Regions from separate parts of the Homo sapiens genome. Here regions 1, 2, 3, 4, 6 and 7 are each linked to region 5. The links are chromatin loops, found by intact Hi-C in ENCODE. Cell type or tissue: heart left ventricle. All regions are shown on one strand.

What was found. A loop is a pair of places that touch in the nucleus more often than their neighbours do. Peaks named below come from ENCODE experiments on the same cell type or tissue, not always from the same donor. Only the 100,000 strongest peaks of a DNase experiment are listed, where the experiment ranks them.
Region 1: a loop joins it to region 5, with 7 times the contacts of the local background. A loop is called at or near these places in 44 of 110 quality-filtered maps.
Region 2: it touches region 5 in a loop (2.3-fold over the local background); 3 of 110 quality-filtered maps call a loop at or near these places.
Region 3: a loop joins it to region 5, with 4 times the contacts of the local background. A loop is called at or near these places in 19 of 110 quality-filtered maps.
Region 4: a loop joins it to region 5, with 10 times the contacts of the local background. A loop is called at or near these places in 19 of 110 quality-filtered maps.
Region 6: a loop joins it to region 5, with 2.1 times the contacts of the local background. A loop is called at or near these places in 15 of 110 quality-filtered maps.
Region 7: it touches region 5 in a loop (2.1-fold over the local background); 14 of 110 quality-filtered maps call a loop at or near these places.

What each region holds. Positions count from the first base shown.
Region 1 is chr1:231,804,555-231,808,554 of GRCh38, forward strand. The region is part of intron 8 of DISC1 (DISC1 scaffold protein); the gene reads left to right. All of the region lies in intron 11 of TSNAX-DISC1 (TSNAX-DISC1 readthrough (NMD candidate)), which reads left to right. LOC105373170 (a long non-coding RNA gene) reads right to left here. Exons shown (of 4, transcript XR_949268.4): 3 at 1,164-4,000; 4 at 1,021-1,111. Among named protein-coding and RNA genes, the nearest start is that of DISC2, 12 kb to the right of the region's middle. In heart left ventricle, a CTCF peak has its summit at 2,315 (motif pointing left); DNase peaks (open chromatin) are centred at 2,277 and 2,677.
Region 2 is chr1:232,316,912-232,320,911 of GRCh38, forward strand. No RefSeq gene overlaps it. Among named protein-coding and RNA genes, the nearest start is that of SIPA1L2, 310 kb to the right of the region's middle. In heart left ventricle, no CTCF peak of the experiment used is centred here; a DNase peak (open chromatin) is centred at 2,490; H3K27ac peaks cover 2,396 bases.
Region 3 is chr1:233,232,659-233,236,658 of GRCh38, forward strand. All of the region lies in intron 9 of PCNX2 (pecanex 2), which reads right to left. Among named protein-coding and RNA genes, the nearest start is that of PCNX2, 61 kb to the right of the region's middle. RefSeq lists enhancers at 1,801-2,324, 2,325-2,846. In heart left ventricle, no CTCF peak of the experiment used is centred here; no DNase peak of the experiment used is centred here.
Region 4 is chr1:233,239,743-233,243,742 of GRCh38, forward strand. All of the region lies in intron 8 of PCNX2 (pecanex 2), which reads right to left. Among named protein-coding and RNA genes, the nearest start is that of PCNX2, 54 kb to the right of the region's middle. RefSeq lists a silencer at 3,181-3,475. In heart left ventricle, CTCF peaks have their summits at 1,529 (motif pointing left) and 1,728; a DNase peak (open chromatin) is centred at 1,519; H3K4me3 peaks cover 271 bases.
Region 5 is chr1:231,754,586-231,758,585 of GRCh38, forward strand. The region is part of intron 4 of DISC1 (DISC1 scaffold protein); the gene reads left to right. All of the region lies in intron 8 of TSNAX-DISC1 (TSNAX-DISC1 readthrough (NMD candidate)), which reads left to right. Among named protein-coding and RNA genes, the nearest start is that of DISC2, 62 kb to the right of the region's middle. In heart left ventricle, no CTCF peak of the experiment used is centred here; a DNase peak (open chromatin) is centred at 2,406.
Region 6 is chr1:231,851,346-231,855,345 of GRCh38, forward strand. All of the region lies in intron 9 of DISC1 (DISC1 scaffold protein), which reads left to right. The region is part of intron 12 of TSNAX-DISC1 (TSNAX-DISC1 readthrough (NMD candidate)); the gene reads left to right. Among named protein-coding and RNA genes, the nearest start is that of DISC2, 35 kb to the left of the region's middle. In heart left ventricle, no CTCF peak of the experiment used is centred here; a DNase peak (open chromatin) is centred at 2,456; H3K27ac peaks cover 645 bases.
Region 7 is chr1:231,864,387-231,868,386 of GRCh38, forward strand. The region is part of intron 9 of DISC1 (DISC1 scaffold protein); the gene reads left to right. The region is part of intron 12 of TSNAX-DISC1 (TSNAX-DISC1 readthrough (NMD candidate)); the gene reads left to right. Among named protein-coding and RNA genes, the nearest start is that of DISC2, 48 kb to the left of the region's middle. In heart left ventricle, a CTCF peak has its summit at 2,460 (motif pointing right); a DNase peak (open chromatin) is centred at 2,495.

The DNA of each region.
Region 1 (4,000 bases), 50 kb after region 5:
TCAAGCCATCCTTAGCCTTAGCCTCTGGAGTCACGGGATTATAGGCATGAGCTCCTGGCTCAATGTCTCTTCTTTTTTGATAGCTGTGTTCTCCCATTGGCCACAGTGGAATGGAGCTAGATATGCCTGGGCTGAATATGGAGGAAAAGCTCAGCTATTTCTTCAGGAGGAAGAGTAGTCTAGATTGGCCCAGGTATAGGATTAGTATTGTGGTAGCTCTTCAGAGTTGGTTAGGACCAGGATACACAGAGCTCTGAATTGTAGGCTAAGGATAAGAGCATTTTAGGGAGCCATTACCATGTTTTAGCGGAGTAGTGACATGATTAAAACCAGACTTTAGGAAGCGTAATCCGGCCATGTTGTACACAGAGGGATGGATGTGGCAACACCTTGGGAGTCATGGAATTAACTAGGATGTTAGAAATGAAAAAAGGAAGAAAAGTAGGCTAGTATAGGAAATCTACTACAGATAGGTAATTATTGATTTTTGGAAGAACCATGATGATATTAATATATCCAGTTGAGTGTGGTGTAATACACATTAAGAAAAGTAATTTAGAGAGCCCATTGTTTCTCTCCCTTTTCACTGTACACACCTTAAGTGTGTTTTAGTCACCTCTTTTTTTCCATTCTCTATTTCTGTTTCAATTTTCCTGTTCAGCAGAGGATAGTTTGGTTTAAAGCCGATAGCAAAAGTGGATTCTGTTGTTGCTGTCCTTCCTAGACATATCAGTCCGTTCTCACACTGCTGTAAAGAAATACCTGAGGCTGGGTAATTTATAAAGAAAGGAGGTTTAATTGGCTTATGATTCTGCAAATTGTACAGGAAGCATGGCAGCATCTGCTTGGCTTCTGGAGAGGCCTCAGGAAACTTACAATCATGGCGGAAGGTGAAGGGGAAACCAGCACTTCACACGGCCAGAGCAGGAGGAGGGGGGTGGGGGAGGTGCCACGCACTTTTAAGTAGCCGGACCTTGTGATAACTCACTATGGCAACAGCATCACCAAGAGGGATGGTGCTAAATCATTAATGAGAAACTGCCCCTATGATCCAATCACCTTCCACTGGTGCTAAATCATTAATGAGAAACTGCCCCTATGATCCAATCACCTTCCACTGGTGCTAAATCATTAATGAGAAACTGCCCCTATGATCCAATCACCTTCCACCGGGCCCCACCTCCAGCACTGAGGATTACATTGCAACATGAGACTTGGATGGGGACACAGATCCAAACCATATCACTAGTGAAGGAAAGTACAGCCCTGAGCTCTATGCATACTGACGTAGAGGAAGAAACTCACCAGGGCAGAGAGATTTCTCAGTTTTTGAGTGCAGGGGCCATACAGTTAGTAGAGAGAAACTTGGGCTTTGGAATCTGAGAAGTGTGTGTTCAAGTGCAGCTTTATCATGACTTGGCTGGATGATCTTGGGCAAGTTGTTTAACCTTTTCAGGTCTTGTTTCTTCATCTGTAAAATGGAGCTAATAATAATATTGCCCATCACATTAGGTTGTTGTAAGAATTAAGTGAGGTAGTAAATTAGAATAATGTGGTACATCAGTATATTAATACATGAGATAATAAATATATGAACGTGACGTGGCTTTCCACAGAGTGAATACATGCTTAGCTAGTGATTGTTAGCCATGCATCTGAGTTGGGGGAGACCCAGCCAGTGGGTGACTCTCTGATCAGGTGTCACTCAGTGCTACAGGTTCCCGGCCAGTGTACCTGTAGTAAAAGGGCAGCGGTGGCATCCATACCTCTTAATCCAAGGCAGCTTTGGCCTCAGTGCCTGTGCAGTCTCCTGACTGGCCAACTAGGCTGGGCCACTTGTCAATGGGGTGGATTCGTTTTTTTGTTTGGTTTTCAGCTCCGAGTTCAAAAGCCTGGGAGACCTGCTGGCTTCTCTCCCAGAGCTGGGCCACATATTGTTAACCTGGGCCCTGGAGGTCTGATCAGTGTCCTGGCTGGATCCAGTGCAGTAAGAGAAGCCAAGGAGAAGACAGTCTTCCAAGGCCTGAAGCAGGTCTGACCTAACTGCCCAATGTAGGAGGTTTGCCCTGGGACAAACTGAGGTCCTGCAGGGTTCGAGGGTGAAAGGCCTCTTCTCCCAGGAGGCAGCCCCAGACCCACCTTGCTGAACTGGCTGCCTGGAAAGGAAGTGAGAGCGAAGATCTCAAAAAAGAGCAGCTCTTTAACCTCTGTGCTGCTCTCACTGAACGCTCCCGCCCTCTGCCCAGGACTTGATGGCTTTGGCCCTGGCCCTGGGGCAGAGCGAAGGGAAAGCGTCAGTGCCCTCTAGGGCCGAGAGTGTGGCACTACAGCAAGTGTGTGGTGGGTGCGGCTGACTTGTGCTCTGTGGCTACTACCCATCCCCATCAGAAACCTGGGCCTGTTTCCTTCTCTGGAATGGTGCTGGGACTTTCCAAACCACGGACCTGTAGTGATGAGAGTTGGTGTCTTGAGTCCGCGTCCACCGTCTGCATGCCATGCCTGCCTTCCCACTGCTGGGGGCCCTCAACCCTCCTCCAGTTCCCGTGTCTAAGACTTAGCAACAAGCATCCTTCCTGTGTGTTGGACTGCGGGTCTGCACCATTGTGAGACACGGTCCTATATTGGGCCCTACCTCTATCGGTGCTCGTTGACCTGACTGGTATCACAGTCCTCATCTGGAACGGGGCCAGCCAAGCTCTGGCCACTCCCTTGTCCTGGGACGAAGGCTCAGCCCCTGAGGCCCGGCGAGTAGTCAAGGCTGGCTCTCTGATGCCTGGCTGCTCTGATGCTGGCATCCTGCATGCACTTCCAGCTCCAGCCTTGTCCTGCTCAAATTACCCCTCATTATTGATCTGGTCCATCTGTTGAGTCACCCTCCAATTTTTTTCTTCCACTTTGTTTAATGCCTGGCACTCAAAAGACAGCCAGTAGAAGTATTTGTTTTTCAAAAAATGGACCCTCATTCATTGGTTGCTGATCCCTAGAATCTGTTGTTTTCATACCTCCTTCACTTGTTAAGATTTTCATCTCCTGCCCTGACTTCAGTGGGTACGTCTGGTTTTAAGCCCCGGTCCTCCTTCTCATAGGATCCATCCTCTGTCAGGTGATTGGAGCTGGCTGATGTTCCAGCTTCTGGATGCTGGAAGCCAGCAGCAGCAGCTGCCTGGGTGACAGCCTCACTGTGTGTTGGCAGGCTTCTCACTCACCTTTTTTAATCAATTGGACCTGAAAATCTTGAAGCTAAACAAACACAGCCCTGCTATTTTGGCACAAGATGAAGGCCAGTTTTAAGTGGTCTATAAAAGCTGTGAAAAAAACTTTTAAAAGAGAATTATATCCAGGGCACCCAAGCTGCTTCCAGATGCCAGAGGCAGCCCTGCATTTAATAATATGCTTGCTGGAATCCCTTTAAAATGGTAGATGTTGGCCATCTTTTTCTTTTTTCTTTGCATTCCCAATGGAAGGACTTCCAATGTATGGCCCTGGTATTATTCCCTGTATGTTTTAGAGAAGCTCTAAATTCCTGTAGCCGTCAAACTTGGGTTTTTCACTCAGACTGCATGTTAGGATCATCTGGGGAAATTTAAAAATACTGGTACCCAGGCAGCACCAAATTCCTTCGGTCAGAATCTCTAGGGATTTTTCCTGAATATAGGAACCTTCATAAACAGTTTCCAGGTGGTTTTAATGTCCTGTGAGGGCTGGAACCACCGTACCAGTGAGAGGAGAGCTGGCCTGCCCTGCTCACTGCTGGCAGATGGACTCTTGAGTCACATCTTTGCACACCCAGAAGCTCCAGGCCCACCGTGTACCATGGCTAAGTAGCTGCAACTGCAACCTGGCCTTGGCCTGGAAGCACATCTTGTAGGATCACTGATGTTACTCTCCCCTGGCCTTCCCCTTGTCCTGGAAGATGTGCCTAAGGCTGAGAGACTTCATTGTTTAATTCATCTAGCTGTCTGTTCTGAGAGCCCCCAGCTAAACTGAGGTTCCAGTCCCA
Region 2 (4,000 bases), 560 kb after region 5:
ATCCTTGAGAGCCCACATATCTGTTATTAACCACATTCATTTGTTTTGTTCCAGTCTTTGTGTCCCATGTTTTTAGTCCTACTTTTAGAGGCTTTTTGCATAACTGACAAAGACTTTTAAAACCTGTAAACAAAGGATTGTGAAATCACATTTTCTATCTCTGACACATTTATTCTTTCTTGGTGGCATCACTGTAATTCTGACTATAATTTAAAAAGAAACTGGACCCTCAAGACATCTTTGCAATCCCTGACACTATCATGACAATGCTTGTGGTTTCTGTAAATTTTTATTGATTTAGATGACTTTTCTGATAGAGAAAACTTCTCACCCATCCAGGATCAATCAGTGAGAAATAAAGAGGGAAGCAAATATGATAAATGTTTTGCATGATTCATTAGTCACAAAGCACATCTGCCCAGATCAGAACCATTTCACAGTCTGCTATATCTAGCTACTGAGTCCTGGACAATGACTACTGGGTTAGAAACAATAGTGACTTTCTTAAGAATAAGAAAGTCTAGTCATCTAATCAGCAACAACAGTAGTGTGATGGTTAATTTTATGTGTCAACTTGGCTAGCCCTAGTTGGTACCTGGTCAATCATTATCTGGTGGTATCTGGTCAATCATTATCTATGTGTTACTGTGAAGGTATTTTTTAGATGTGATTAACACTAAATCAGTAGACTTTGAGTAAAGCAGTTACCCTCCATAATGTGGATGGACCTAATCCAATCAGTTGAAGGTCTTAATGGAAAAAAGACTCACTTCCCCCCAGGAATTTTGCCAGCCTTTGGACTGGAACTGCAACATCAACTCTTCCCTAGGTCTCCGGCCTTCAGATCTACCCTGAAGATTTTGGACTTGCCGGCCTCCACAATCTCTGTCAATCATTCTCTCTTTCTCTCTTTCTATGAGTGTGTGTGTGTTTATGTGTATTTAAAAATCAAAATAATATAGAAATATGCACACATACATCCTATTGATTCTGCTTCTCTGATGAACTCTGTGATTGCTATAGGTAGGTAGCTAGGACCTACTTCCCAATTATTAACCTTCAATTGGCCAGGCTTTTTCTACCCTAGCTGGCTCATTGCTGGTAGCAAGGTTTAGCCAGACAACCAAAGAGTAGATGGAGAAACCACATTCTAACACCATTTTCCTGATTAACAGAGATTAACAGGTTCTTTACTTTCACATCAATAGAGATGCCTAGGTAAATGAAGATCTCCAAGGAGTCACTTAAGATAACTCTTGTTATAAGTAAGACCACTCTGGAACACCCCACAAGCATCCATTTTAAAGATTTTCAGCAGAACGGATGACCTCAAATCAGACAGAAACATTGAGGCAAATAAGGACCGACAAAGGCCTCTAGATTGATATAAACTAAGTCATTGGAGGATGTATCAGTTAGTTTTTGCTGTGTAACAAACCACCCCAAAATGTAGGAACTTAAGTTTTTTATTATTATTCCCAAGTCTATGGGTTCACTGGGCAGTTTTGCAGTCAGCCATTGGGTTGGCTGGGTGCTCTTGGTCTGAGATTGGTTACCAAATGTCTAGTAGTTGATGCTGGCTGCCCATTGCTCTCCAGGGTGCCTGGGCCACAAGTCTCTCACCATCCAAACACCAAGGGCTTTGTAAAGGTTTTGCTTTCTTTCAGCCAAAGTATTCAATGTTTGCATGCAAGGGAAAAAATATCACCTAAATCCCAAGCACACACATTGTTTTATGCCAGCTGATCTGATGGAGAGGGAGCAAAGGTCTCTTCTGTTTCCTTAGGCCATGGATTTAAAATAAATCAGGCAATACAGAATGCTCCTTTGTACTTGGTAAATTATTTATAATGGCAATTGACTAGAAAATATAGCCACAGACTTGGAAATAATAATTTTAAAAAGAGTTTATGTGACTCTATTAGGGAAATGGTGTGCTAATCCAGGTTTTGTTATCATTTCAGCCTGATGGCAGATTGTCCATGAAATCTTTCTAGATTCATGGAGGGAGAAGCTTTGAGGAAATGAATTCAGGAATCTAACGCAAAGAAAAGAAAGCGGCATAAACTTTCCCCCACCCCAGACCTGACATGAAACCCTAGGCGATCCCTCCTTCTCAAATGTTCATACCATGTGCCCTGAGTTATTTACCTAACAATGGTCATTCTTCTAATAACAGATCCTGGGATTCCTGAAACCATGCTTTCTCTCAGTGCTGTTGTCTCTGGGCACATACGCTGTTGAGATGGCGACATCACACACCCTTGAAATAGCAGTTGCACAAAGCAAACGTTTGCCCCAAGCATGTCAGACTTTTGACAGGCTGCAACATGATAAGTTACCAGACGTGTTCCCACAGGAGCCTGCGTGAATTGATTGCAACCAGACTCACCCGATGACAAGTGACAGACAGCGGATAATGCAGGGAGGTCAGGTGGGCTGCCAGGCCCAGGGCCAATTGCTCCCTGGAGCCCATCAACAAGGGACAGGACTCGGCAGGACCAGGCCGGCAGCCATCCTGGTTGGCTTCCAGCGGGTACAAGGAGAAATTGCAGCTGGCAGAAGCGCAGACTCCTGGTGCCACTCCAACACAGTGAGGGTAGAGGAAGGTGAGAGGAGGGTGTTACTCTTTAAAAGAACTCAGATTGCATATGAAATGCATCTCTTTCTTCTTGCTTTTGATCCCAAAATGAAAAGAGCTTAATCTCCTATCTGAAAAGAAGCTTTTCCTATGCTCTGCTGACACGAACAAACCATCAATCATTGCCTGGATTTCCTGAACCTCTCAGTACAGAGGCTTCCAGGCCAAGAAGGGTTGAGAAAGGCCTCCTTCCAGCTGAGGACAGTGAAGTGTGGTAGGAAGCAGGAGTCTCCCAGAAAGGGCATACCCTGTCTGATCCCTCCCTCTGACAACCTGCTCCACAAAATGATGTGGGGAGAGAGGGGTCATGGCTCAGACTCTGGGAAAACAGTGGCTTAGAAATTGATAAGTATTCAGACTGGACTTGGTTCCGAAACTGATTAAGCCAAACATCCTTTTCCCAGCTCTTCTGACTTCTCACTGCTGTTTCAAAGACCGCTCTTGGCACAGCAATGGGCAATTTCTCTCTTGTAAAACAGACCATAAAAAATGAAAGCACCAGATTTAAGGGGCACACAAACATGCACACACACACACACAAACACACACACATGCACACATATAAATACACACACATGCACGCATAAATACATACACATGCATGCATACAAATACACACAAAACCACAGCTAAAATCCTTTGTAATCCCAACCCAGCTATTTAAGTCATTCAGAACCTGGCTTGGAAAAGAGAGAGAGAGAGAGAGAGAGAGAGAGAGAGAGAGAGAGATGATAAAGTAGAAAGGTCTGAATAGGTTGAGTTACTCAGCATTCTGAATTTCAAAGCAACCTCTTACTTCCCAGGCTCCTGTCAATGTGCTGACACCGTGTATAATTTCAGACCTAAAACAGAGCTCTGTTCTTCTTTATCAGACTTTGGCCCTAAAGGCAATTTTGTCACCTCCCAGTACCATAATAAATTTAATGGGTTGTTGAATTACCTTCATGTGCCTGGGGCTTTGGCAGCATAGCTGTCTATAGCTGTCTTTTTATAACTTTTTATAAGGATAAAGTGCTGACTCTTTGTCCTTAGACAAACTTCAGATTCCATTGTGATTGACTGGTGGAATCAATGAGACATGAGATCAGGGAGTGGTTCTTGGGGTTCTTTTCCCTCTGAGAAAGCCATCTGACAGAAATAATCTTTGAGCCCCTAAAAGGTCAAGTTCCTATCGGACTCCTAATCTGGTCGACCCCTTGGGCTTGGCAGCAGAGTATGTAAGCAATGGCTGTGGCCAAGGTCTGAGCAGAATTGTGTTCCAGGTGGACAGTTCCTCCTTCCCCACCATGGTCTTCTGTCTCCACTTTCCAGTTGGGATGGGAGTAGCTTTAGCTTCTAGATCTGGAAGTTCATGTCGCC
Region 3 (4,000 bases), 1.5 Mb after region 5:
TTTCAATTGTTTCATCTTTTAGTAAATGCCAATATTCTTATGAGTTCTTGTTAATGTTTTAATGATAGTAAATTGTGATGTAAATGCTACCTTTATATCTACCTAGAATAACAGTCAGCCAGGCCTAGCACTGTGCTTATCTTTGCAATTCTCACCAATTCTCATCAGTTTAGGACCAATGCAATGCTTGACCGTCATGCTATCCATAATGATAATAATAATAATAATGCCACTATCATAGACTTGCATAGAGCTTTAGAGTTTACAAAACACTTTCACATACAATACTATCTCATTTTTTAATGTAAGACAAGCTGAATGAGTTGGAGACCATATCCAGGTGAGAGTAAATGGAAGCGGAAAATGCTGTATTCCTACAGATCCTATGCTGCCCTTGGGTAGACTGCACCTGCCTCTCAACCAGCAGTGTAATAAGCAAAATGTTTCAAGGTGATTGCCCAGGTACTGGCCCATAACATATTGGGACAATGTAAGATTTTAAAAACCATGGTAATGAGTCTACAGAATATACTCTGTGGGGTTAGAAGCACATGATGGATAAACTTAGTGACAGAGAAGTACCAGTTTATAACATGGATTCATGCAACATTTTTAATTGGTAATATTCAAAACCCCTGAATGCCAATCTTGAGTTCAAACAACAGGTTTTCACCAATTCCAACCATGCCCCAAGCTCTGCCCTTCCCTTTGTGCTTGAGAGCTAAACTCTACAGCTATGACAATGAAAAATAACCTCCTCTTCTCCTGTGTGTGTGTGTGTGTGTGTGTGTGTGTGTGTGTGTGTGTGTGTATTTTAAGTGACCAGCCCTTTATAAAAGTGACAGCCCTTTCTGGGAGCTCCCCTTTCAGGGACACTTCATTCCCTACACACACACTGTATTTGTACCAGGGAGGAATTTCAGACAAGTCTTCCTCTGGCCTTGGCTCACCTCCTGACCACCCGCCCATTAGAGCCTGCAGAATTCCATCCTTTACTAGAAAGAGCTTGCAGAACATTGCGGGGGAAGCACTCCCAGAGCTCGTGTGCTGCACTTGAAGGAGAGAGGCAGGGAGGATGGGGGAAGGAGGGGATTAAAGTCTTGTCTTCCGAGCCTTATCTCCTGCTTGCTTTTGCTAGTCTCTTCTGAGAAATAGCTCCCCTGTGCCTCCAGGCTCCAGTAACACTGAGCACACCTGCTTTCAGCCTCACCTCCAGGCCCCTTTGGCCAGGTCGTTTCTCTGTCTAGATAGTCTTATCTCCTTTTATTTGGTTAACTCCAACTCATCCTCCACATTTCAGCTGAGGTGTCACCTTGCTGAGGAAGCCTCTCTGATCCCCTATTTCCTGGCCTGGAGCTTTTCCTGTGTCCCACACCACCAGAGCCTATTCTAATCAGAATTTCTGTTGTATAGAGTTGAATTGGTTGACTGGCTGTTAAACTTCTTGTAGGCAGGGACTGAGTCTTTTCACCATTGTATACCCAGCTTCTAGCACAAAACTGCAGGCATAGCCAGCCTACAGCAAATATTTGTTGGATAATGACAAGAAAACCTATTTAATTTTTATTTTGTGGCTGAAACGTAATTTAATTTCCTGGTGATATCAATTATATTTAGAAATCAAATAGTAGAACTACATTATTTTCCCAGTATGAGACTTTGTAAATATTTTCTTAGGGTCTAAACATGAGCCTGGTTAGCAATCTTCGTTTTTCCTCCTCCATACCCATATATATTAGAATATAGAACTTTAAAATTTTTTACTTAAAGTTTAAATGGTTGAAGCAATGAATTTGGTTAAGTGTCTAACAATAAAACGCTACAGATGAGTTGAGTTTTTATGCATCATCGTGACATTTATAGGATTACAAATGTAAAATAAGGAATGGCAGGACTATTTCTGATTTATTCTTGCAGTATTTACTTATTTTCAAGTTTCTGCTCTAACGGGGATATTTTTGAGATATTAAATCAATGGATGTATACATTTGATAATCTAAAGTTTCTAGTTTCCTCTAGCTCTTCTACTCATGAAATCAATGGCATTCACATCTTCCCAAGCTATCCTGATACTTTCATGGAACCTTCTTGAAGGTTCAACACTAATGTTCTGGAGGGTGGTAGGGAGTTAGCACTTCCGGGCTTATCTCAGGGGAAAATGCAAGTCCCTCAGGAAAGCCCGTATTCCACAGGGCCCCCACATACTAGGGCTGTGGTGAGAACTACATACTGGCAGCTGGGGGTGGGGCTGGGCAGAGCTCACAGACCTTGTACGGGCTGACAGTGTGTGCAGAACACAGCTAGGGCAAATGGCAGGGTCTCCGGTGGTCAGTGAGTGGCAGATCCAGCACCTCACCCAAACCAGGCAGGTACAACACACAGTACACCCGGTGACTGGACTAAGGGGATGCTCCCCTCCTCAGAAGTGCCCCTCTCAGGTCCACTTCCACCCACAGGTTTAGGAATCCTATCCCTAACACACAGAGGCCCTGGAAAGGAGGAGGAGGAGAGCCTGAATACATGAAAGGGAAGAGAATAAACAGTCCCAAAAGACTGATTCTTTGAATAAATTAAACACTTGTTCACACACAAACTCCAAGACTGAAAGGGCTGAGTTACCCTAATTAGCACTTTTTTTGTTTGTTTTGAGAGAGGATCTCACTCTGCCCCAGGCTAGAGTGCAGTGGTACAGTCATAGCTCACTGCAGCCTTGAACTCCTGGGCTCAAACCGTCTCCCCACTTCAGCTTCCCAAAGTGTTGGGATTACAGGTGTAAGCCACTGTATCTGGCAACTGGCACTTTTAAGTTAAGTCATCCCTACACTCCCCACATCAACAGGTATAAGAGCTCAGAGCAATATGTGGTCAGCTAAAAGGTAACTCAACATTTTCTTTGCACAGCTGGGTAATGGTGTATAAATTTCAACCCAATGTATTTTGTGTTTGTTTGTTTGTTTGTTTGAGACAGAGTCTCGCTCTGTTGCCCAGGTTGGAGTGCAGTGGCACGACCTTGGCTGATTGCAACCTCCGCCTCCTGAGTTCAAGCAATTCTCGTGCCTCAGCCTCCCAAGTAGCTGGGACTACAGGCACGTGCCACCATGCCAGGCTAATGTTTCTATTTTTAGTAGAGATGGGGTCTTGCCATGTTGTCCAGGCTGGTCTTGAACCCCTGACCTCAGGTGATCCATCCACCTTGGCCTCCCAAAGTGCTGGGATTACAGGCGTGAGCCACTGCAGCCAGCCACGTTGTATTGTTGAGCATCCTTTGGAAAAATGTGGCAAAGCAATCATAAAAAAAAATATATATATATATATATATATATATATAATTATATTATTTTTTCAAAGATGAGCTTTTCTAGAATGAACTGAAACATTTCCAGGAAAAAGGTAAACAGAAATAAAGAAACTTGACACTCACATGACATCATACCATCTACAATCCTCTTCTCTCCATCTGTACCAATGGAAACCAATCTTTCTTCAGGGCCTAACCGAAGTATTTCTTCTTCTAAGAAGCCTTCCCCATTACCCCTCCTCCAAAATGCCCAAAATTGAATCTGCAGCTCTAACTTCATGTCTGCGTGTTTCACTAACCTCCCATGTTATCTCTGGCTTTGAATCCTTGGCTCTGCCTCCCAAGAGTCTCATTAAAGGTCGACTGGATAAATGAATGAACATTAATAAGTTATCTCTTAGTAAAATAATGAAAGGCTTCACATTTTTAGACCTCTTGATGATAATGTTACTTGCCCCAAGAATAAAGTCTCCCTTTATGTCAAACATTTAAGAATCTTTGAATATTTAATATACAAGGCAATAATACATTAAAAAAAAAAAGATACTTTCCAAACCATGGGAGAAAAAGGCAACCTAATCCAGTGAGCTCTTGTGAGACTTATGCATCCTGGCAACCAAAAATCAATGTGCATGAATTTCTAATGCATTTGAAAAGCAACAGAGACAGTGGCAATCCTGTTAATATCAACCCAAGGTTAGC
Region 4 (4,000 bases), 1.5 Mb after region 5:
TGTTGATATAGGATTGACTTTGCTTTTTCTTATATTAAATAGCAACATAACTCCTATGCTTTTATGCAAATGGTATATTAATTTCAGGTGTCTCTGTTAGCAGGCATGGGGGAAGAGTATCTTGCCCTCAAATCACACCTAATCCTCCTTATTTTATAAAGACAGTCTCAAACAGCATATTAACTTCCCTCTTAATTAACCTCTTTTATGAGGGTTGAGTATTCCAGACAAGGCATGGGCATATAAGAAAGATTCTCTTCTGAGCTTAATGACTGGTATATGTCTGCATCAGAAACCTGTATTGTCATCTGTATTGTCATGTGTATATGGGCTCTCCATTTGGCCAGGAGGAAATGGTTACATGCTTACAGTAAGCATTGCTCAAATGGAGACGTTTCCCTTATGTGATATAATTCTCTGGTGTCCTGATAGTGTAGTTATAATCCAGCTTGCCCACCCAAGTACCAAAGAGACGATGATGTCCACAAAAATCACTGAAACGGACAGGTGGACAGGAGCGCAATCTTTGAATAATTCCAAAGTCTATGTTCTTTGCTAGCGTCTCTTCTCCAAGTATTTGCTGCTTATTCTCTCTCATTTTTTTTAAGTTATAGACTGTGAGCAGCATAATCATCTAAAAAGACAGTATCTTAGTAACTTAAAGCCAAAGCGTTTCCCACATTAATACATATAAAGTGAAAGCGTTAAGTTTCAAGAGACATTTTCTCTTCCTCCAAAACAATAATGGAAATGGAAATATCCCAAGCCTGTAGTAACTATTCTGTGAACTACAGTACACGATACTTAGCACATCTGGTCTCAATTATCCCGTTCTCTGGTGAATCTTTGGTAAACTAGTTTGGTTCAGGGCTATAGCAGAGATAAGTTTATTTAAGCTAGATTGAGCTCCAAGCAATAGCAGAAATAGTGATTAATGGTGGAAATTTCTAAAAGTGCTGCCACTAGAAGGTAATAAAGACGGGCCTGGGGCTAGGATCTAGTCTGGGCCAGAAGAGTGCACTTCTGTATGGAAGGAGTTGGGCCTCAAATTGACCATGACGATATTCCACCATACTGGACTCACCAGGTTTCCACCATCTGAGCTTCTACAAGCAACAGACAGTCAAAATACATGTGCTTCTTCTACACTGTCTCACTGATATTGGAAAAACATTTCTTGAAATTCTTCATCTTCCCCAGAGTTTAAAGACGATAGCCTATCACTCTCAGAGAGAGGGCCTCCCTTTTTCTGCCTCTTTCCTTGTTTTTCAGGCTTCCTCCAGGGACATGGGCACAAGGCGCATAGAGGGACACAGAAATGAAAGTCCCAGCAACATGTTCAACATGTAGGATGTTTAACTAAAGCAGCACTGTTCTGAAAACCATAACCTGTTATTTTGAATTTTAACAGGGATTCTTGTTCAATTCTCCTTTTATGTGACAGTAAAATTTGTGTGAGTATCGGAGAAAAAGGCAGCAACACCGTGGAAGTGAGGCAAGGCTGGGAGCATGGGACCTGACTGCCATCATGTGGCAGCAGTGGCTGTTGCCACCGGAACAGAACCACACTGAGCGGCAGGGCCAATTCTCAGGCTTTCAGAGAAAATGCCCCAGAGAACAAAAGTCTTTCTAGAATCAACCTCACAAACCTTTCGTCCTTATGCCTCTATGCCTGGGTGAAAGTACAATCTCTTTCTAATACGTCTAAGAAAACAAGATAAGAATGACAGTGAAAGGAGCAAAGAGTAAAAAGTGAAAGCCAAAAAGAAAGGACATGGAAATTTGGGAGGGCAGACACTATTCCAAGGTAGACCCAGGTGATCATCTGCTTCTTGCCAATCTTTTCCACCTCCATGTGATCAAAGGCACCAAGAACCCACACAAGTTTTTCAAATTTGAAGCAGCAAATACCTATCTCTCTACTATCCAAATTAAGTGAGTGACGCAGCTATATGCATCTCTCAAATATTTGTAATAAAAGACGAAATTTCTAAACTATAATTGAATGGCACATGGTACTGGGTATATCTAATATCGAGAGAAGTCACAATGTTTTACTCTTCATTTTGAATATCTAGTTGACTTGTTTTATTGCCTCACATTCCTGTTCAGCTATTCCAAGTCAGAGTGTCACTATTATTTCTTCTGACTAAAGTTAAAAACACAGTCTAAACAGACATGATTATTTATTGCCGTTTTCTGCCTGCTTATCTTCTTTGGGAACCAGGTAGATAATTAAACATTGTGGCTTTAGAGGACTTTCCTGAAAGTTAATCCCAATAAGTAAGAGGTTTTGTTGAGATAAGGGTCAGAGAAGCTGATAATGTCAACAAAAGAGTAAGAACTCTGAGGAGGTAGTAAAGATTAAGTACAGGGCTTCAATCCACCTTTGGAGTATGGTACACAGTGGGTTCAGAGATATACGGCAGCTTTCAAACATAAGCCTAATTTATAAACTAAAAATATCTGCTAGATCTTTGCTACGATAATTCAAAAACAAAAGCCATGAATAAGTGAATTCAGATAAATATTTATATTACCATCCTACTCTTATTTTTTAAATAAAAACAAGTTGAAGTTCCATCCTTGATATAAAAATCCCCCAAAAAAGTACTGCAAACAAATTTGCTACAGAATGACTCTTCCATTCAGTAGACTACCATGCCTATTTTGTGAGTTATAGATCCTCAAAATGAATGTAAATATCATGTCTTTCCAATCAGATTTCACTGGGGAGCAGATGATATGCATTTTGCATGCATTTCCATTAGATTGCTTATGACACCGTAAAAGCCAGATTAATACTTAAACATGGTTATAGATTGTCCATAGAAGAAAGCTCTGCTATATTACTTGGATTCATTTATACACAAAGAAATATAAATATTTGCTGAACAAAAAAGAGAAACTATCAAGCTTTAATTACAAGATCTACTGAGTAGTAATAAAACTTCACTCTGCAACAAACCCTCTGCACTCAAAAACACATTTCAACTTTCTAAGCAGCTTCACCTCCAACTTCCTAGGCAGATAGCCTACTTCCACTTTGGTTTTCTAGGCAGATTAGCAATTCCAACTTTCTGGGCAAATTAGTTCATTTTGGCTCTGAACTACTGAATCAATCTTGTGTTCTGGGTAATAAAATACTCAAGTGGATTTATCCTCTGGCAGTTTTTCCTACTAGCAATTCTAAAGGCTGCAATTCAAGCTGTAGTTTCCTCATTCTGGTTTCTGGGGAAAGCAGAACTGTGTTAGGTAATGTTACCAAAGATACCTGCTCTATGGACAGCTATTGTACAACCGGAAAATGCTGCTTATGTTTCTGCAGCAGTCCACAAGAACCGCACTGGTTCCCACAGTGACAGTGGGGCCAAGGAGAGAAATTTGTTTCCTCTCCCAGTTTCCTTCAGGAATCCCCAAAGAGACATGGAAGTTACATTACTAACAATTCCCTATTCATACTTGGGAGTCAGGGATATAAAACTGTCACACGGTAACAAGGCTCAACAATAGCTAAGAGGAATGGCTTTTTTGCCAATAATAAGAATCAGCCGTTTAATGGCCCAGTTGGAGACAGTCCCAGCCACTGAAGTCACCTTATGGGGAAAAGGCTGCTTTTCCAATATATCTTCCATGGCTGAATGGCTTACAGCCCCAAGTAGGCATCCTTCCAAGTTCAAAATCAAAGTTTATGTTTGTTTACTGTAATAGAAAACTTAAAATCTAATTGCATTAAAAGCCAAGGACATAATATTAAAGGACCTACTCTAAAATTATCATACATGCCAAGATGTTGGAATACAACAGGTATTTAAGGGGAATGCCTTAAAATCACATAAATCAACTCATAAAAGCACTAGAGGAAAGGCTTCCATCTGGCCAAAAGTCTCTTTTGTTATATAAAATCAGATATTTTGTTATAAAAATCAAGAAACAAAAGTCAACATCTTTTGGTATATCAAGTCACAGTGCAGTTTACCTGAAGTCCTGCTTCTATCCA
Region 5 (4,000 bases):
GATTACAATTCAACATGAGATTTGGGTGGGGACGCAGATCCAAACCATAGCAGAGAGTGATGCTTTTATTCTGGTCTTGCCTAAGTTTTTGATAGAATATGATTAACTAAAAGCCAGTGTCATGCATTCTTAATTATATTAGGTTACACCATAAGGACATCTCTTACATTTGACTGTTTGAAACCTGTCAAACATTTTATGGGGTTTGACCTAATAAGGCCCCCAGAAAAGTATAGGCCTTTATTAAACATTTATCAAGCCAATATTAACTGTTGGCTTACTTTATGAGCTATCATCCTCTTTCCTTTTCCTTACAGGAGTTGTCTGTATACTATGCCAGTGAATGTTCCATTCACTTTTTGAGCTCACTGTGACCTGATTTCTGTCTCTATCACTCCTCAAATATCTACCAAAGTCAGCAATGACTTTCTATTTGCTAAATTAAAAGACATTTTTCAATTCTTATTCTGCTATGTATCATGGCAGTGTCTAGAATTTTTAATAAATTCATTCTTAAAACTCCCATTTCCCTTGGCTTTCATGATTTCACCCTTCCTGGTCTTCTTGCTACATTTCTGGCCATTCTTCTTAATGTCTTATGAGCTCCTTCTCTCCCTTTCTTCTTAATTTTTTTTTTTTGAGACAGAGTCTCACTCTATTGGCCAGGCTGGTCTCAAACTCCTGGGGTTAAGCAATTCTTCCACCTTGGGCTCCTGAAGTGTTGGGATTACAGGCATGAGCCACCATGCCCAGCCCCTTTCTCTTTAATATTGTTGTTCTTCTGTCTTCTGTTCTAGCTTTTCCTCTCTTCTCACTTTGTATCTTCTTTCTCAGTGGTCTCAAATGCTCTGAGTCTTCAGATACTGTTTCTATACTATTTTTTCCCAAATTTCTATCTCTAGCCCTGATTTATCTCCAGAATTCCAATCCACAATTCAGTTTTCTATTGAGCATCTCCCTTATTTTTACTTAATTTAGTATCTTTTTATCCTTAACATTACTATCTCTTTATCCTTGCCTTTTACTAAGTTTGCTATCTTTTAAACTAAATTTACCGTTGTTCTCCCCATTCAGTTCCTTCTCCTATATCCCCAGTCTGAATGACTTTCACTGCCATTTACCCAGTTACCCAAGCAAGGACTCTGAGGCATCTCTGGATCCTCCCTTTCCATCCCTCCCCACAGTCATTGGTCACCAAGTCCTGTTGTGTCCACTGTCTGTCTCTCTCATTTCCACTCACTTGTCTCACCTGCACGTCAGTGCCTTAGTTCTGGTCTTTAACACTTTAAATCTGGATTATTGCAGTGGTCTCCTTGCTGGTATTTCTGATTCCATTATTACCACCTCTCATTCATCTTCCACAAGGCCATGATAGAAGTATTATGTTATGCTCAATGGCTCCCCATTGCTTGCAGGATAAAATTCATGTTGCTTAGCATGACATTAAAAGTCTTCACGATCCAGCCCCTGCCCAGCTGCCCAGCATTTAACTAGACATTACCAGCATCTGCAATAGACACTTACTGAAATATTATATGTTACCCCCATGTTCTGAATGTTTCTAGATTCTATGATCTTGCTCATGCCCCATTGTTGTTACCAACTATTTCCCATTCTTCCAGACTTAGTGAAACAAATATCCTTGCAAAGCTCTGCTCATCAGTCACACTGCCTCTCCCTTGAATGACAGCATACCTTGAATGACTTCACTTCTGCTTAGGTCTTAAATACATCTGTTTTCTTGAATATCTGTTTACTCTGACAGATGATAAGCTCCTTGAGGACAAGACTGTATTATATTTATCTTTCTATTTCTAGAGACTAGAATAGTGTCTGGCCCATAATCTGTATTCTATATTCATTGAATGTGTGAATGTGACACATATGCATATGTAGCTATATATAGGTTCACAAACGTATATGTGAATATCGAGAGAGAGAGAGAGAGAGAGAGAGAGAGAGAGAGAGAGAGAGAGAGACTGACTTCACTTTATTGGGATTCAGTTGCCCTAGAGGAAAATGCTCCTTCAGCTTTTCTTCTGAAATTGCCAGCAAGAAGGAGTTGCACAGAATCTTGACAGAACCTTGGATAGGAGGTCATTTCTGGTCCTTTCTCTTCCACCAACCAGCTGTATATGGCTTGGTGTAGTTATTGAACCTCTCCAAACTCCACTCCCTTCATCAGAAAATGAGGGGGTTAAATTAGATCACTGGTTTCTAAACTAAAGTTATTTATGTATTATTACCGTAACTAGAAAATAATGAGTTGAAATTAACTTTCTGAAATTTTTCTAATGCATATTAACACAATTACCTAGTTGCTAAAATTTTTTTAAAACCTGCCTTTCAGTGTGCCAGCTACCCACTGCTGTTTTCACAGTGACCACCAGGGGGCCATGGTGGCAGGCTGAAGCTCACACAGCCCAGAGCCTGGACAGAAACCGCTCTCACAGGCTCTCCGAGTCAAGGGGTATATATAATATTTTTGAATGAGTGGTGCTTTTCCTGTAGAAATAAAATAGTTGTATCAACATGAACAATGTTAAATACTAATTAATAACTCAAATAAGTGCCTGCTAACCTTTTTGGGATCAAGTATTTATTTATTTTGAGAAGCTGATGAAAGCTATGGACTTCCTCTATTGCAAAACCACGTGTACACATGTACATATATGAAAACTATTGAGTGTATTTTCAGGAGACTCACAGATCTCCTGAGTTATTCGTTCACTCCTTAGAGGGTCTTTGGTTCCCAGGTTAATAAAATTTAGTTTAGGATAAGATTTAAGAAGCTGTAAACATCCAGATACAATCAGATCCTTTATGTTTTATTATTTTTGTTGTCACTTTGTTCTTAAAAATCACAATTTAATTCAGCTTTTGAGAAACACTGTTTAATCCTCTGAACTCGTGTAGAAGAGCACCCTGGGTTATGTTCAGATCCTGCCAGCAGCCAAGAGAGCTTTAACTATCTTCAGGGGTTAACTAGGTTCCTCTGAGGGCAGATATCGGTACTCAAATCATTTGACCCCTCTTCTGTGGGGTCCTCTGGCCCAGTGGATTTGCTTGTTGGAGGAATAACTTTTGTGATATCCTCTTGATTCCTGTGGGAAGTTCATGTATCTTTGCCACAACAAATGGTATATGCTCAGGCCACCCTATAATAGACCCTCTCTGCCCTGCTAGGTCTCTCTAATTCCTTTTTCCCTGGTTTACGGGGCAGCAACACATCAGAAGTGAGTTCCTTAGACAATGCTGCAGCGGACAGTTTGGGTGCCCTGTGTCCCAATCCCTCGGCCTCCCTCCGATTCCCTCCACAACTGGGAACCGTGCTCACAGTCGGCTTTCCACTCAGGCACCCAACAGGTTTATCAGGCCTGTCTGCACAGGTGTTCTCGGAACCTGTGTGAGGAGGGGTGGGGGTGGATAATGCCCCAGCCTACCCAGCCTCTTAGGGAACAGTTCTGAGGCATGCTCCACACTGTTTTTTTTTTTCTTTTCTAGGAGGTTCCTACTACTAGGAACCTTTTGGCCAATGGGTTCCATTTGTCCGTGTGGTGACCAGCTCCACAGTGAACCTTTTATTGAATTTTCCTCTTTCTCACTCTAGTTTCTTGGGAATCACTTCTTCAAAATCAACCTGTACTCAGGTCCCTGTCTCAGGCTCTGCTGTTAAGAGAACCTAAATATAGACAGATATCCACATTAGAGAATTAGATGTCAGTCTTCCTTCTTGCAGGGCACCCCCAATCTTTGTGAGTGAATCTAGTGGATTTTTTTTTTCCCACTGGGTTTGAGTAGAAGAGTTTACTCCCATGTGGGCCAGGTTTGGATAGGCAAACCATGGGGTAGGGGAGAAAAACGCGTCTCTCATGAAGACCCATTTCCTAGATGGCCAACAGGTGGGTGGGTATTGAGAGTGGTGGTTGATTGCAGAGGTGCTGGTTGAGCAGCCCCAGGGGTAGGATGCCCCACTCCATCATTAGAGATTCAGAATGCA
Region 6 (4,000 bases), 97 kb after region 5:
ACCTGAATGTACAGATGATTACCTGTACCTACTGAGCATCCTCTCGCAGAGTTGGGGCGATAAATATTCTGCAAAACCTGCTATAAAACAGTCAGCCCTGAGCAGCAGGAAACTGAATATAGTCACTCACATAGCTAAACCCAGGCTCAGGCCTACATTCACCCCTGTCCGAAGGGGGTGGAAATGAGATCATTTCACACCTCACGTGGAAGTGCAGACCTGAAAGAAGACTTGGGGCTCCCCCAGCACAGGTGTCCCCATTTTACAGGTGCCAAAGGCTGTGGCGGAGACAGAGATGGGGAGAGGAGTTGGCCGTGATGCGTCGTCATGGAGCATCTCACATGTAAGGGCCATGAGAAGTGAGGACAGAAGGGCAGCCAGGCTGGCTGGTCTTCATGTGGGCCAGTTGAGTGGGAATGCGGCACTCATGGGCCGGCGGAAGAATGAGCATTTGAGGAGGCAGAGTTCCCCACTCTTCTGAACCTCTGTTTTACAAAAGGCTTAGAATATAAAATTGGGACCTTGTCTTTGGAAAGGAGGGAGCAAAGTGTTAACCTGGACAGCTTTGGTGCACAAGGTGAGAGGTTTACCAAGGGCTCACACACTCTCCTTCATGGGAGAGGGTGCTTAGGAGGAGGTCTGGCTGCTGTGAGGTATGGGACCTGTCCAGGACCTTCTACTGCTACAGCAGGAACAGCACTGTGAGGGAGGGATGTTGCTCTTCCTATTTTTCAGTCGTGGAATGGAGGCTTTGAAAGGTTTGGTAACTTGCTCGAGATCACACAGCCAGCGAGGGGTAGCATGGGATTAAACACCAGTCGGCTCGTCTCCAAAGGCCTGACTGACAAAAACAAATTTCAATCGATTTTACTTTTCCTCTGTAATAGATGAGGAATATCTCATTTCAGAATATCTGAAGGTGACATTTGGAGTCGCTCATTGATTCAATTATTCTGAATCTTTATTTCAGAGCTTATTTATCTCAGGTTTTAGATGTGGAATGCTCCAAAACTATTCATTGGTTTCACTTCCCTTTGCATTGCTAAGTAAAGGTGATATAGGAGAACTACTCACAGGGGTGAGCACAGCAAGGGTACGAAGGATGTAAAATCAGACGCAGCTTTTCTATGCATCTTTCTTAAACACATTACTCTTAACCCAAGAGACAGTCAGGATCATTAACTTTCCTAATATTTTGTAAAGCATTCATATAGCAACATTTGGGGCACATGCGCACCTGGTCTTAAGTCAGGGCAGGAGTGGCTAATTAATTCTCTGATTCCTCAGGCTTCACAGTTTCAACCAGCCATAATTATTTTGCAATTGAGGTTCCCTCTCTGCCTAAACTGGCATTGTTATCAAGGGCTAAATGCATCAGCTTTGTAATAATGAAGATGGGTGCCAATTCCATCTTCCATATGGGATGAAGTTGGGGAGAGAGATGGTGGAGAAGCACTGGTCAGACTGTAAATGATATTGAGTAGAAAGAAGTCAGGGATTTTTGTTTTTAACATGAAAAAGAAATAGAATTGTAACTAAGTTGAAGTTTCTTTACTGTTTCATCTTGTTTCTTTACAAATTTCATCTTGTCATTTACAAGGGTTTATGCCACATAGCTATGGATTTGGGCCCAATATTTGACCTTATAGCAGCTCTAAAATATTAGACTGCAGTTAGGAAATGCCCTCTGGATCTGATTTTTAAACAGAACCAAATGCATTCTACTCTTTTCTGCTTTTAAGAGTAACACTGCTTGAGGATGCATTGAAGCCCTGCTAGACATCTTTGCTGATATTTGCCTTTAGCATTCTTTCTGGAGGTATTTAGACCTTAATAAACTACCATTATCCTTTAAAAAAGGACTGAAGAGAATAATATTTGTAGAAACAAAATAATCAAATACAGTCCTACATCATTTAATGTTGGGGATACGTTATGAGAAATGCATCGTTAGGCAATTTTGCCATTGTGTGAACGTCATAGAGTGTACTTACACAAACCTAGATGGTGCACCCTACTACTCCACACCCAGGCTACGTGGTGCAGCCTATTGCTCCTAGGCTACAAAGCTGTGCAGATGTGACTGTCCTGAATACTGTAGGCAATTGTCACACTGTAAGTATTTGTGTATCTGAACATATCTAAACAGAAAAGGTACAGTAAAAATGTGGCATTATAATCTTAGGGGACCACCATCACATACATGGTCTATTGCTGATTAAAATGTGGTTAAGTGGTACATGACTGTACTAGCATTAAAGTTCTTCCGAACTGAGAGGGTGGAATGGGAACAGGTACTGGCTTCTTGTTTTAAGGGCTGACTGGTGAGGAAGGTACTGGCTTCTTGTTTTAAGGGCTGACTGGTGAGGAACTTGCCACACAGAGCAGTAGGCTCAACTAGGCTGAAGACAGGCTACAGATAGGCTCCAGGGTTGACCCAGGGCCAAGATACAGCAGCTGCCTTGTCCTGGCTCGCTGCAGACTTGGCATCTCCAGTGCCTGTATCCCTGAATTTGTGGTTGAACTTAAGTTTGGGGAGTCCCAGTGGCCCTAATGAGACTGGAAATACCACCCTAAACAACCTCCTTTAGCAGCTAAACTGACAATAATAATCTGTTGTTTACTGCACAGGATTGAGATGAGTGTAGCAATCTCCTAGACGAAGGGCCAAGCTGCTCACCCACCTGGGTGGGGTGGTCAGTCTAGGGCGGCCCAAGGGGATTCTTGGGTCACGATGACCCTGGGGCTGATAACCAACTCACAAATACATAAATCAACAACATGAGGCTAGCTTCTGCTGGGGCTTTGTTGTCTGGTGGGCCTGAGTTTTAATCCCGGCTGACCTCTTACTAAGCGATTGTGGGTAAGTCATTCTAATTTTTTTCTCTCTGAGCCTCAAATTCCTCATCTATAAAGTGAGCATGAAATCCTATTCTAGTCATTCTGAGGGACAACTGAAGTGATATATGTGATAATATGAAATATGATAGATGTGATATATAGAACTGTAAAACTTTTAAAAAGTAAAATGCCTGTTAAATTGTTAAATATGTGTAATATGTGAAAAACTCCTGGCAAATATACCTACTAATATCCATTTCCATATAGTTCTTTTATATAAAAGGTAGAGCAGTATATGTAAACCTTCTAATAAAACACTTAGCTATAACTATGAATTCTCATGTGCTCTTCCTGCTGTCAGCCTCTCCTCCTGCTGTTAAATCTTTGCAAGGCCTCCTCTAGTTGTTATGTTCTGAAAAGATTCAAGTTTGTATCCTAGACTTCAAAGTTATGTCTCTCCTATGTGGTGTGTAGTGTATCACCCTGTACTTGGAGGTATGTGATACAAGAAACTAAGGAACTAAAATAATTCTTTTTTTTTTTTTTTTTGAGATGGAGTCTCACTCTGTCGCCCAGTCTGGAGTGCAGTGGTACGATCTTGCTCACTGCAACCTCTGCCTCCCGAGTTCAAGCAATTCTCCTGCCTCAGCCTCCGGAGTAGCTGGGATTACAGGTGCCCGCCACCATGCCTGGCTAATTTTGTATTCTTAGTAGAGATGGGGTTTTACCATGTTGACCAGACTGGTCTAAAACTCCTGACCTCAAGTGATCCACCTTCCTCAGCCTCCCAAAGTGCTGGGATTACAGACATGAGCCACTGTGCCTGGCCCCTACAATAATTCTTTAATGTGAGGAAATATCAAATGAAAAATAAGAAATTCTAGGTAAGGAAAGAAATTTATTTAGTGGAAGTATAAAAGAAGTTTAAAAAGTTGAAGAAAATTTTGGTTTTCAATGTTGATGCAGCGTCCTTTGTGAATCTTTAAATTTGTGAATGACACTTTTGAAAACTTACACCTTATTCTAAGTGTCTTTGTTCACTTTACACTGTACTGTAAAGAATCACAAGAGTGTCTCATAAATAACTTTCTATATAACATATGTATATTTCAAAATAACATGTTATATATATAATACATACAATTTTTGTCAATTAAAC
Region 7 (4,000 bases), 110 kb after region 5:
GGCGCAGTGGCTCACGCCTGTAATCCCAGCACTTTGGGAGGCCGAGGTGGGCAGATCACGAGGTCAGGAGATTGAGACCATCCTGGCTAACACAGTGAAACCCCGTCTCTATTAAAAATACAAAAAATTAGCTGGGTGTGGTGGTGGGCGCCTGTAATCCCAGCTACGCAGGACGCTGAGGCAGGAGAATGACATGAACCCGGGAGGCAGAGCTTGCAGTGAGCCAAGATCGCACCACTGCACTCCAGCCTGGGTGACAGGGAGACTCGTCTCAAAAACAAAATAAAACAACAACAACAACAAAAAAATCTGAGGAGGTGGACACCATTTTTTGGTACTGAACGACGTGATGACCGTTTAAAAAGAAAGGTAGATGTTAAGAAGGCTTCCTTATACAAAAATTCTTGTATATTGTTCCTTCCAATTTTATTTTTGTTTTGATATATAAAATCCTATGTTAAATCTCTCATCCTGAATATCAGATTACTCCAGAAGGAGAAAGTAGCAGTCTAATTATTTTATTTGGTTGCATGGTAGTCTTAGTACAATTAAATCTCCTTTGAAAGTTTCTCAGTTATGTAGTTATGAATAGCACTCCACACCACGGCTGTGGTAGACCTGGAGCGGTATTGGGCCCAGGTCACAGAATGATCACGGAAGGACTTTAGAGATCACCTATTGAGTCCCTGTTTTAGAGAGGAGCAAGCAAAGGCCCAGAGAACTCACTCCATTTGCCGAGGTCCGACAAGTGTGTAGGTGAGCTGGAGCCAGAACCCTGTCTTTCGGTCTTCACTCTAGAGCTCTTTCCAAACAAACATGCTGACCTGGGAGTCTGACAATTGCTGTATGCTGATGTTTCCTATTTGAAGTCCACATGTCTTTGCAGGGGAAGAGAACTGTCTAGTATCATTCGTTAATGCCCACTCTTCATGTTTGCCAAAGACCACCAATACATTGGGCAGTGATTGTGTTACACTGGTTTGTTTATATGTCGGCTTTCAGTGATGCCAGAAAATCAAAAGGAGGTTAAGAAATCCCAGAGGTTCACCCAGGATGGGAGGCTAAACCTTTGTTGTATTATGAGTCTTAATTCAAGATAACATAATCTTTAGCCTAATAAACATTAGGTTGAATTTTGAAAATGTAAACACTAACTGATCTGTAGACTGACGTCTATTTCCTTGGCAATATTGGCCACACCCATTAAATAATAACTTCTCATTCTCCCTTCCCCCAGCCTCTGGCAACCTCTGTTATACTTTCTGTCTCTGAATTTGACTACTTTAGGTGCCTCATATAAGTGGAATCACATGACATTTGTCCTTTTGTGATACGATATTTTCTTTAAAAAGAAAATGAACAGAAACAGTACATGAGAGAAGTCAGGTCTGCAGCCAGTGTGCCTCTTAGTTCCATATTCATACAAGGCCCTCTTGGAAGCTCAGCTTTGGAGTTGGATATTATCTCAGAAGATATGGCAGCTTAGGAATCTGGTACTCTAAAAACAGATTTACAAGCATTAGACTTTTTTGTATATGTGTGTGGTCATTTTAGTCTTCCTGAAAGTGGTTAAGACCAATATTTCTAGGCAGACTATAGTTCACATCATCCAGTTCTGTAAGTCTTGGATTATCGATCTCATTGTCATGGCAAAAAAGGACAGGGATTACTCAACTCATTACTCCTGTGTCCAGACCTCTGAGCCTGGTGTGTGTGTGTGGCTCAGTGCCTTTCCCATAGTGGCCCACATCCCCCCAGGGCCCTGCATGAAGTTCCTGCAAGTCTACCCCCTGCACGTGCAGAGCAAAAAGAGCTTCCTATGGGAGCTGTTCTCCAGAAAAGACAGAAACCCGGGCCCTAGAGAACCAGAAGATTTAAATTCCAGTTTCAGCTCTGCCATTGACTAATTAGGCAACTGTAGGCAGTTCACTTTGCTCCTTTGGACCAGAGATTTCTCATCTACAAAATGAAAAACTTGGATTTAATTATCTCTGAAGTCACTTCAAGCAGAAATGTAACAATTCTTTGATTTATTAAAAAAAATAACATCAATGATAATGACCAACAGCTAACACTTATTACAAGGCTCCAGGCACTTTCGAAGTCCTTAATATTTAATGTTCACTACTACCTTAGGATATAAGTACTGTGATGCAGAGTCCTGGACACAGAGAAGTCAGCAACTTGCCTGAGGACAGCCTGCAGGACACAGCACTGTGATTTGAACCCAGAGAGTCTGACTTCAGCCCCCAGCGCTCAACTACTATTAATTGAAAGGGCATTGAAGAGACATGATGTCACAATAAAAAGAAAAAAAGAAAAGAAAGCATGTCTTCGACTTTCTAGTCGTCGTGCTTTGTATGGATTCTTCTTTCAACCTTGACGAAAGGGTATAATTAATCTGTAATTAAAGTCATGATAGTTTCTTAATACGAGGAAATGTTGTCATTGCGGTTCTCTGAACACAAGAGGGCGCTGTGGCAAAGCTTACCGTCTGCTCATCCTCTGCCGCAGGAGGGTACAACTTCGTGGGACAAACTTCAAAAGAAAGATGCCATTTCTAAGACCTCATTTATCACCTCGGGATAGCCAGTCTTCATGCCTTTAAAATACAGAATAAAAATAACACATAAATCAACACAATTACATTCCTTCTTGATAGCATCACCAGTCTTCTTGAGGCCTGGCGTCAAACCTCTGCTTCAGTGTTACGTTATGGGGTGCGCATGCCTCCTTAATACCCACCTTGCTGGTATTCTCCAGATGGCTGTCTTCTTAGCAGTAGATGGAATTAAGCACCATAATGAGGGATATTTTATTTAAATCTGCTTTAAAAAAATCTTCCATGACTTATTCACATGTCTGGTTAGCTATCACACTGCCATTCCATGTGATCGGAAATGAGAAAGATTTAAAGAAAGTAATTGTTTAGCATGCAACGGATGTACCTCTTTTGCTTCAGATGAGAATAGGCAGCATAGAAGAACTGGGGCTGATTCGTGGAAGGTTTCCCGTAGCTAGACCCTGGAGGCTGTAAAAAGTGGTTTGGAACTGTGTTTAAAAAATAATAATAATAGAGGGAATAGTGAGGTACCCAGGAGGAGCAGAGAGCGCCTGTTCCAGCCATGGGAGCATCCCCATCAGATACATAGATGCTCTTAATTAATTAGGCTGCTAGTAAACCCTCCTGAGTGTGCAAGACAGGAGGAATTCATTTTCAAGCTTTAAAAAAAAAGATGAGTCTTGGGCACACAGCCCTGTGGCCCATTTGTTATTGTCGTGTTACCCATAAGTCAGCAGTTTTCCTCTCCTGTTGTTGATAGATCTTCCCATACAGTTAGATTTGTTTAGAAAGAAAAGTTTTAAGTCCTTGCAAATGATTACAAACTGAAGAACTGGAAACCCTGGTTAGGAAACAGTTGGAGCACTATGTATGGCTTAATGAAAGGACACAGTCTTTTTAATCCACCAAGCCTGAATCATCAGCTTGGTTAAGACTATCTGTAGAAGGTGAGCAGAGCACTTCAAACCTGGCTATTCGCAAGGGAGAGAAAAAAGCTGCCACTGTCCCCTTAGCATTCCTCTGCTAATCTTCCATTTGTATTGCAATAAGTGTGCTTTGGCATTGAGTGTGTTTTAAAGCTCCTGCTTAGCTGGCTGGGGGACAAGAAAAAACAAAACCTCAAGGACACTCCCACTCAGAGGCATAAAAAAATAAACAGTTGTTTCTGCTTTTGAGAAGAAGTCACATGCATGTGGCTGGCATTCTCAGGTGGGCAAAGGAGAGTGCTCGGTAGCACCTGCCCCAAACCCTCCGTTCTCCCCTTTTTAGGTCAGAAGAGATTCTGCTTTCCTATCTTGTCTCCAGTTTTCACTCTTAGTCCGTATTTTCCCTCCCCTTTTCCACTCTGTCCTTAACTCCTCTTTCCCTCTTTCATCGTTTTCCTTTATTTTTCATCTCTTTCTTTATTCCTTCTCAAGGGTTTGCCGGTGGTTTTGC